Regions from separate parts of the Homo sapiens genome. Here region 1 is linked to region 2. Evidence: chromatin loops called from intact Hi-C (ENCODE). Cell type or tissue: mammary epithelial cell. All regions are shown on one strand. Each heading gives the region's core, and the rest is flanking DNA. Links, peaks and the distances in the headings are about the cores only.

Region 1 (2,914 bases), core at 325-2,824, 480 kb before region 2:
CCAGGTCTCCTGCTGCTGCTACCTAAGAAAGAAATCTCACAAGGGTGTTAAAAGGTAATTTCCAGAAAGAGGTAAAATCGTGACCGTTATACAGATATAAAAACGAACATGTGTTAAAGACTTTATTTTACTTACATAACTGAGAGAGCCAGGCAGATGTTATAACTGGTTTAAAAAAGAAACAGCCCCAATTTATGTGGAGTAAAGGAATTTAGAGATGAATTGCAAATGGAAGCAAACTGTTTATTGCCCCCCACCCCGCCCCCGCCGCCACACACACAGGGGGAAGGAAGTCAATTGAACCAGATAGGACAGGATTTGCATATCTATCAGTGACCTACAACTTAGGGAGTGGCAAATAGCTCCAGTAGAATCAGAATCAGATAACGCCTGAAAGCACGTACTACAGGCAATAGTTTTCTATTGAAGTGTGAATTTACAGGGGCAAGAAATTTTGCTTTCTGAATTTTTTTTTTTTTTGAGACAATGTTTCACTCTGTCACCCAGGCTGGAGTGCAGTGGCGCGATCTCGGCTCACTGCAACCTCTGCCTCCCGGGTTCAAGCAATTCTCTTGCCTTGGCCTCCCAAGTAGCTGGGGTTACAGGCATGTGCCACCACGCCCGGCTAATTTTTGTATTTTTAGTGGAGATGGGGTTTCTCCATGTTGGTCAGGCTGGTCTCAAACTTCTGGCTTCACATGCTTTTTTAACCCAAGAGAGTGAGATGAACTTGAGAATCTTTGGTCAAAGTTGCCCCCCAAACCTCCACAATATTCTACCTTACTTTATTTCCCTGTCACATCAAAATGCATACAATCGTGGTTGATTTGTTTCTCGGTGATTTGAGAAGGATTACAAAGAGGCTGTCTTGACCTTGTCATCTTGTTCTTTTCTCTCTTACAGCACTTGGCCCTAAAGAGAAAACACTAGGAGGATGGGAACCAGGGACAGAGAAGCTACTTGCTCTGCAGCTGTTTGGGCCAGTATGTTCCCTAATCTTGATGGCCATCCTGGGCTTATTTTCCTGAGAGTCTCTAAGTGACTCACTGCATCACGTAAAACTAAGAAAAAGGATGTCCTGAATTTTCCTGCTTAGAGAGCTTGTTTTTCTTTCCTGTTGCATCAAAGGGGTCTGTTAAACTTTCTAAAAGTACTAATCTGACCTGATATCTGAAGTAACAGATAGGAATTTGGGCTCTTTAAATGGAGCCCTTCCCCCATACCTGCATCTCATTGAAGAGGCTGAACTTCAAAACAAAATCATGTTGGAGAATTAAGTCTCGTTCCCAGATTTAATTTCTTATTTTTATATTGTTGCATAAGAAATCTACTCTATAAGGCATCTATTTTCAAATTTGGAAAATCTTATTTTAAGTTCATTTATTTAAAGACCAACAAACAAAAACACCAAATTCACTAGCCCAGGTCTTTATGGACCACCATCTCCCCTCCCCGCCTCCATTTCTCCCTGGAGTAGTGATTGTGGGGCCACTGCATGAATTTTACTCTATTATTTATCTAATGAGCAAAGCCAAGGCTGGCAATGCTGAGAATGCATGAGGGAAAAAAAGATATCACAATGACAGCACACTCTGCAGCGTTCCATCCAAAAGCAAGTAAGTGACTCACTGTTCTGTAAAGCACAGGGCAGATTCTTATACGGAAAAACTACCCTCAGAAGTGCATGTGAGACCCTAGTCTGTGTAAAGGAATTTACTCTGGGTTTTCTTCACATTGGCACTCAGGTATGCGGGTGTGGGTTCACAGACATTCCTTTCTGACTCATTACCCACTTTGCCCCTGCTCCCCGCCCCCTTAGTGCTTGAGGCACTTTTTCCAGCCTCCCCTGGGCTGGGGCAGAGATTGATGGTATCTTGGCACTCTCCAAAGAGAAGCTGTGCCCCTTTGCACTTTCTTTTTGTGACTAGTCCTTAAGACTTGCTGCCAAGCTTGGTTAAATGGACATGGCACAGCTGCCACTGAGCTGAAAGCTCTTACCTACGAGGGGTTGTGGTACATGTAGACTCTTCTGTTAGTCTGCCACTCAACACGTATTTATCCACCAGACAGACAGTGAGATAGTGAAGGGGACCAGAATCTGCCACCCCAAAATATACCACTTTGGCATAAGGATTGTTTTGATTTGAAAGCAATTAGCTCTCTGCCTTCCCCTTTTCTGTCTAAAAGTAGGACATAAATTTCCTTTTGAAAATTTACAAATTTCCATTTGTAAAGGTGTCTCCCTCTCCTGTACCAGCAAGAAAACTACTCTGGAGGCAACTCTTAGCACCCAGGATGTCTCTTATCCACATAACAAACCTTACTAAATGACCCTTATTTCCTGTACATTTCCTATTCACCTTCCTATAATTTATCTCCTCCCCAGAAGCCCCAGATCACTTTGCTTTTGTCTAGCCTAAGATAGTATATAACCCCAAATTCTAACTGCTTCCTTGAGTCACATTTCTTTGTGAACTCCTGTGCGTATGCACATACTTAAATCTGTTTTTTTTCTGTTAATCTGCCTTTTATCAGTTTTATTTGCAAGCTTCAGCAACTGAAGTTGAAACTGCCTTTGCAAAAATTATAACAGTCAGAAAATTATGACAGTGAAAGAGGTCTGATCCAACCAACTCTATCTTGCCTTTAACCTCCAAATTGCCCTTGATCAAGGCATGGGCCAAGCTAACTTTGGGAGAAATTTATAATTTAAATGATAATAGCCCTCCCCAAAACTAAACTGTCTTTGTAAAACTAATGAAAGGCCACCAGGTTGGGAGGATGATTGGGGCCTGAATTCCACTAAGATGTAGGCATAAATGATTACCGGCCATTATTCTGGAGGCCACAAGGTTTGCAACTTCCGCAATTACTCCTGTAAATAACATCACTATTGTAGAACCTAACATTGGCC
Region 2 (2,914 bases), core at 287-2,786:
GCTTTCGGGGGTAGGGAATGGGTTTGCTGAACTTACTCTGAGGGCTGATTCTGCACATGCCCTTGGCGCCTTGTGCATGTTTGGACAAGGGTTTAATGGAGGCACGTGGGAGCAGTATCGATCTCTGGCGGGTCCCCAAAGACCCTCTTGGGATAGTCCAGAGCGTGTTCGGGGTTGAGAGCGAAAGGAGAGTGTTCCGTGTGAATGTGCGTCCTAGGGAGGAGGAGGACAGTGTCTCAAGGAGACTTGATTTTCTTTTATTTGCTGCAATTCCGTAAACCAAATCATGCTTTCGAGGCGTTAAAGTAAATTACTGGTAAGTGGGGCGGATCTCTGCTGGGGATAAAGAAGCTCCCGGGTTTGCGGGGTAGCGGGCCTGGCTGGCGTGCACGCTCGGTGGCTTTTGGCGCTGTCTCGCCTAGGTAGTGGGGGTGGAGGTGGTGGTGCTTGTGTCTTTGGCTTAAGGTGCTGGAGCCGGGCTTACTTGTCCTAGGTAGACTGTGGGACTTGGAGGAGGTAAAAAAGCTTCGCGGCGCGGTTATTCGCAATTAACTCCAGAAATCTCAGTGTGTGTCTGTCGGTCGGTCTCTCTCTGTCTCTTTCTCTCTCTCTCTCTCTCTGTCTCTGTCTCTCTCTCTCTCTCTCTCTCACACACACACACACACACACACACACACACACACACACTCGCACGTCTCATGGCTGCTTGGATTTGCCGATAGTTGTTCATGAATTTTTATTCCTGTTTGTTCATTTCCTGACTTTTTTTTTTTTTTTTTTTTGGAAAAAGGACCTACCTGTATTAAAATCCGTGGGGTTTCAGAAAGACCCTTCCGCAGTCATTCATATTCAAATCAAGGATAGGGCATTTTGATGAAAATACCCCACCAAACTGCTGTTTGGATTGGACAAAACTGTAGTTCAGGTTAGAATTACTGTTATTTTAAATAGACATCTTACAACCTTGTGGTAAAGTAACCTTAGCCTGAATCGCCCCTGATCTTTCTTTGTGTCAATTTACAGAATTCTGAATTACAGATGAACAAAGCGGTGAAGTTTTCTTTTAATTTTAAACGACAGGTCTTGAAATGGCTGTAAGTTGAGTTCTGCGACTCCATCTCTTTAATGATCGGCTCAGAGTGGTGTATAGTTGATGATCTGAGACTTACATATGTTTCAATTTCTAATCAAATAATTTATCATACCATTGGGGAGAAGGACGCCTTAGGAATTTTCAACACAGAGGAGAAAGAACATTTTTGTCTTTTGGAGCAAATGTTTTGCCACTTTTTCCCCAGATGTCCCCGTTAGATGCCTAGAAAAGATGCATTGTTGACGAATAATACATGATTTATTTCTCTTTTATGTCTACAGGTGGCAGTGTAGAAGCCAGACCGGGAGCTTCCAGAAGTGGTTTCTGAAAGAGTCAAATGTACATGAGTAAGCAAGCACAGGAATCTGAAAAACCACAGGTATGTAGGACAATTAATCCACCTATCTAGCTTTATAATTATTGCATTCCAGTAGTACTAACCCATTTGCTCTTATGTTCAATATTTTGACACTTATATAAATTTCTATGAAGTGAAATGTATTTTGAGGTAACCTCCGAGGAGAAGCAGGGTCTAATCTATTTCTGACAATGTATTTAAATAAAAATTCTGCATGTCATTATATTACATGACTTTTTACTGTTCTAAAAGAGTTGTTTTTCCATTGTGACCATGTGGCTTTGCATTTAACCAGTTGTTTGATATCTGCTTTTCAAAACACTTTTCCTGAAACTACATAAAACTGCCAATTGTTCTGAATAATTTCATTTGAGATAATGTTAACAGAGTCACCTGCATGAACCAATAACAATATCAGCTTAAAAATTTTTTTTATTTTTTGGCTGGGTGTGGTGGCTCACGCCTGTAATCCCAGCACTTTGGGAGGCCGAGGCGGGCGGATCACGAGGTCAGGAGATCGAGACCATCCTGGCTAACACGGTGAAACCCCGTCTCTACTAAAAATACAAAAAATTAGCCGGGCGTGGTGGCGGGCGCCTGTAGTCCCAGCTACTCGGGAGGCTGAGGCAGGAGAATGGCGTGAACCCGGGAGGTGGAGCTTGGAGTGAGCCAAGATCGCGCCACTGCACTCCAGCCTGGGTAACAGAGTGAGACTTCGTCTCAAAAAAAAAAAAAAATTTTTTTTTTTTTTTTTTTTTTTTTTTGGTGACAGGGTTTGGCTTTGTTACCCAGGTGGAGGGCAGTGGCAGGATCTCAGCTCACTACAACCTCCATCTCCTACATCCTACATCTCCTACATCTCCATCTCACTACAACCTCCCACAACACGCCGGGGTTGTTTTTGTATTTTTTGTAGAGACAGGGTTTTGCCATATTGTCCAGGCTGGTCTTTAACTCCTGGGCTCAAGCGATCTGCCTGCCCTGGCCTCCCACAGTGTTAGGACTACAGGCATGAGCCACTGCACCCAGCCAAGTATCAGCTTTTAATAAAACTGCATCTCACTGTTGAATTGACGTAACACCGATCAGAATACAGATGCATTAGGAGGCTTCTTTTAAACCAAGCCCTTCTGCTATTAACCTTCTGATGATTTTTCTCCTACTACCTTGCTGTTTTTACAGGCCCACTAATTTGCCTGCTTGACTAAAATAAGGACGAGTTATGTGCTGATGAGAGACATGTTTGTAATGTTATTCGTTGTGACACAGTTCAAAAGAATTTGCCTTTGATTCTCACTAAAATGTAAAGTTTTGCATATTAAGATCCTTTTTCAACAACTGAGCAACTCTTTATAATGAAGGGCAGAAGACGCCAAAGGGAAGAAAATATTTACCTTTGTGGGCTTTTACTTTCTTTCCTGGGAATGGTAGGCCATAGCTATTGGTATGTTTTTTTGTTGTTG

The links. Hi-C counts contacts between places; a loop is a spot of excess contacts. Peaks named below come from ENCODE experiments on the same cell type or tissue, not always from the same donor. Only the 100,000 strongest peaks of a DNase experiment are listed, where the experiment ranks them.
Region 1: a loop joins it to region 2, with 7 times the contacts of the local background. A loop is called at or near these places in 8 of 110 quality-filtered maps.

Annotation. Positions count from the first base shown.
Region 1 is chrX:46,324,444-46,327,357 of GRCh38, reverse strand. LINC01186 (long intergenic non-protein coding RNA 1186) reads left to right here. Exons shown (of 2, transcript NR_110388.1): 2 at 904-1,434. Among named protein-coding and RNA genes, the nearest start is that of LINC01186, 1.8 kb to the left of the region's middle. RefSeq lists an enhancer at 1-412. In mammary epithelial cell, for the core only: no CTCF peak of the experiment used is centred there; a DNase peak (open chromatin) is centred at 1,727; H3K27ac peaks cover 2,258 bases.
Region 2 is chrX:45,847,933-45,850,846 of GRCh38, reverse strand. LINC02595 (long intergenic non-protein coding RNA 2595) reads left to right here. Exons shown (of 3, transcript NR_125365.1): 2 at 1,375-1,472; 3 at 2,634-2,773. Among named protein-coding and RNA genes, the nearest start is that of LINC02595, 2.1 kb to the left of the region's middle. In mammary epithelial cell, for the core only: a CTCF peak has its summit at 1,378; a DNase peak (open chromatin) is centred at 1,416; H3K4me3 peaks cover 1,733 bases; H3K27ac peaks cover 1,642 bases.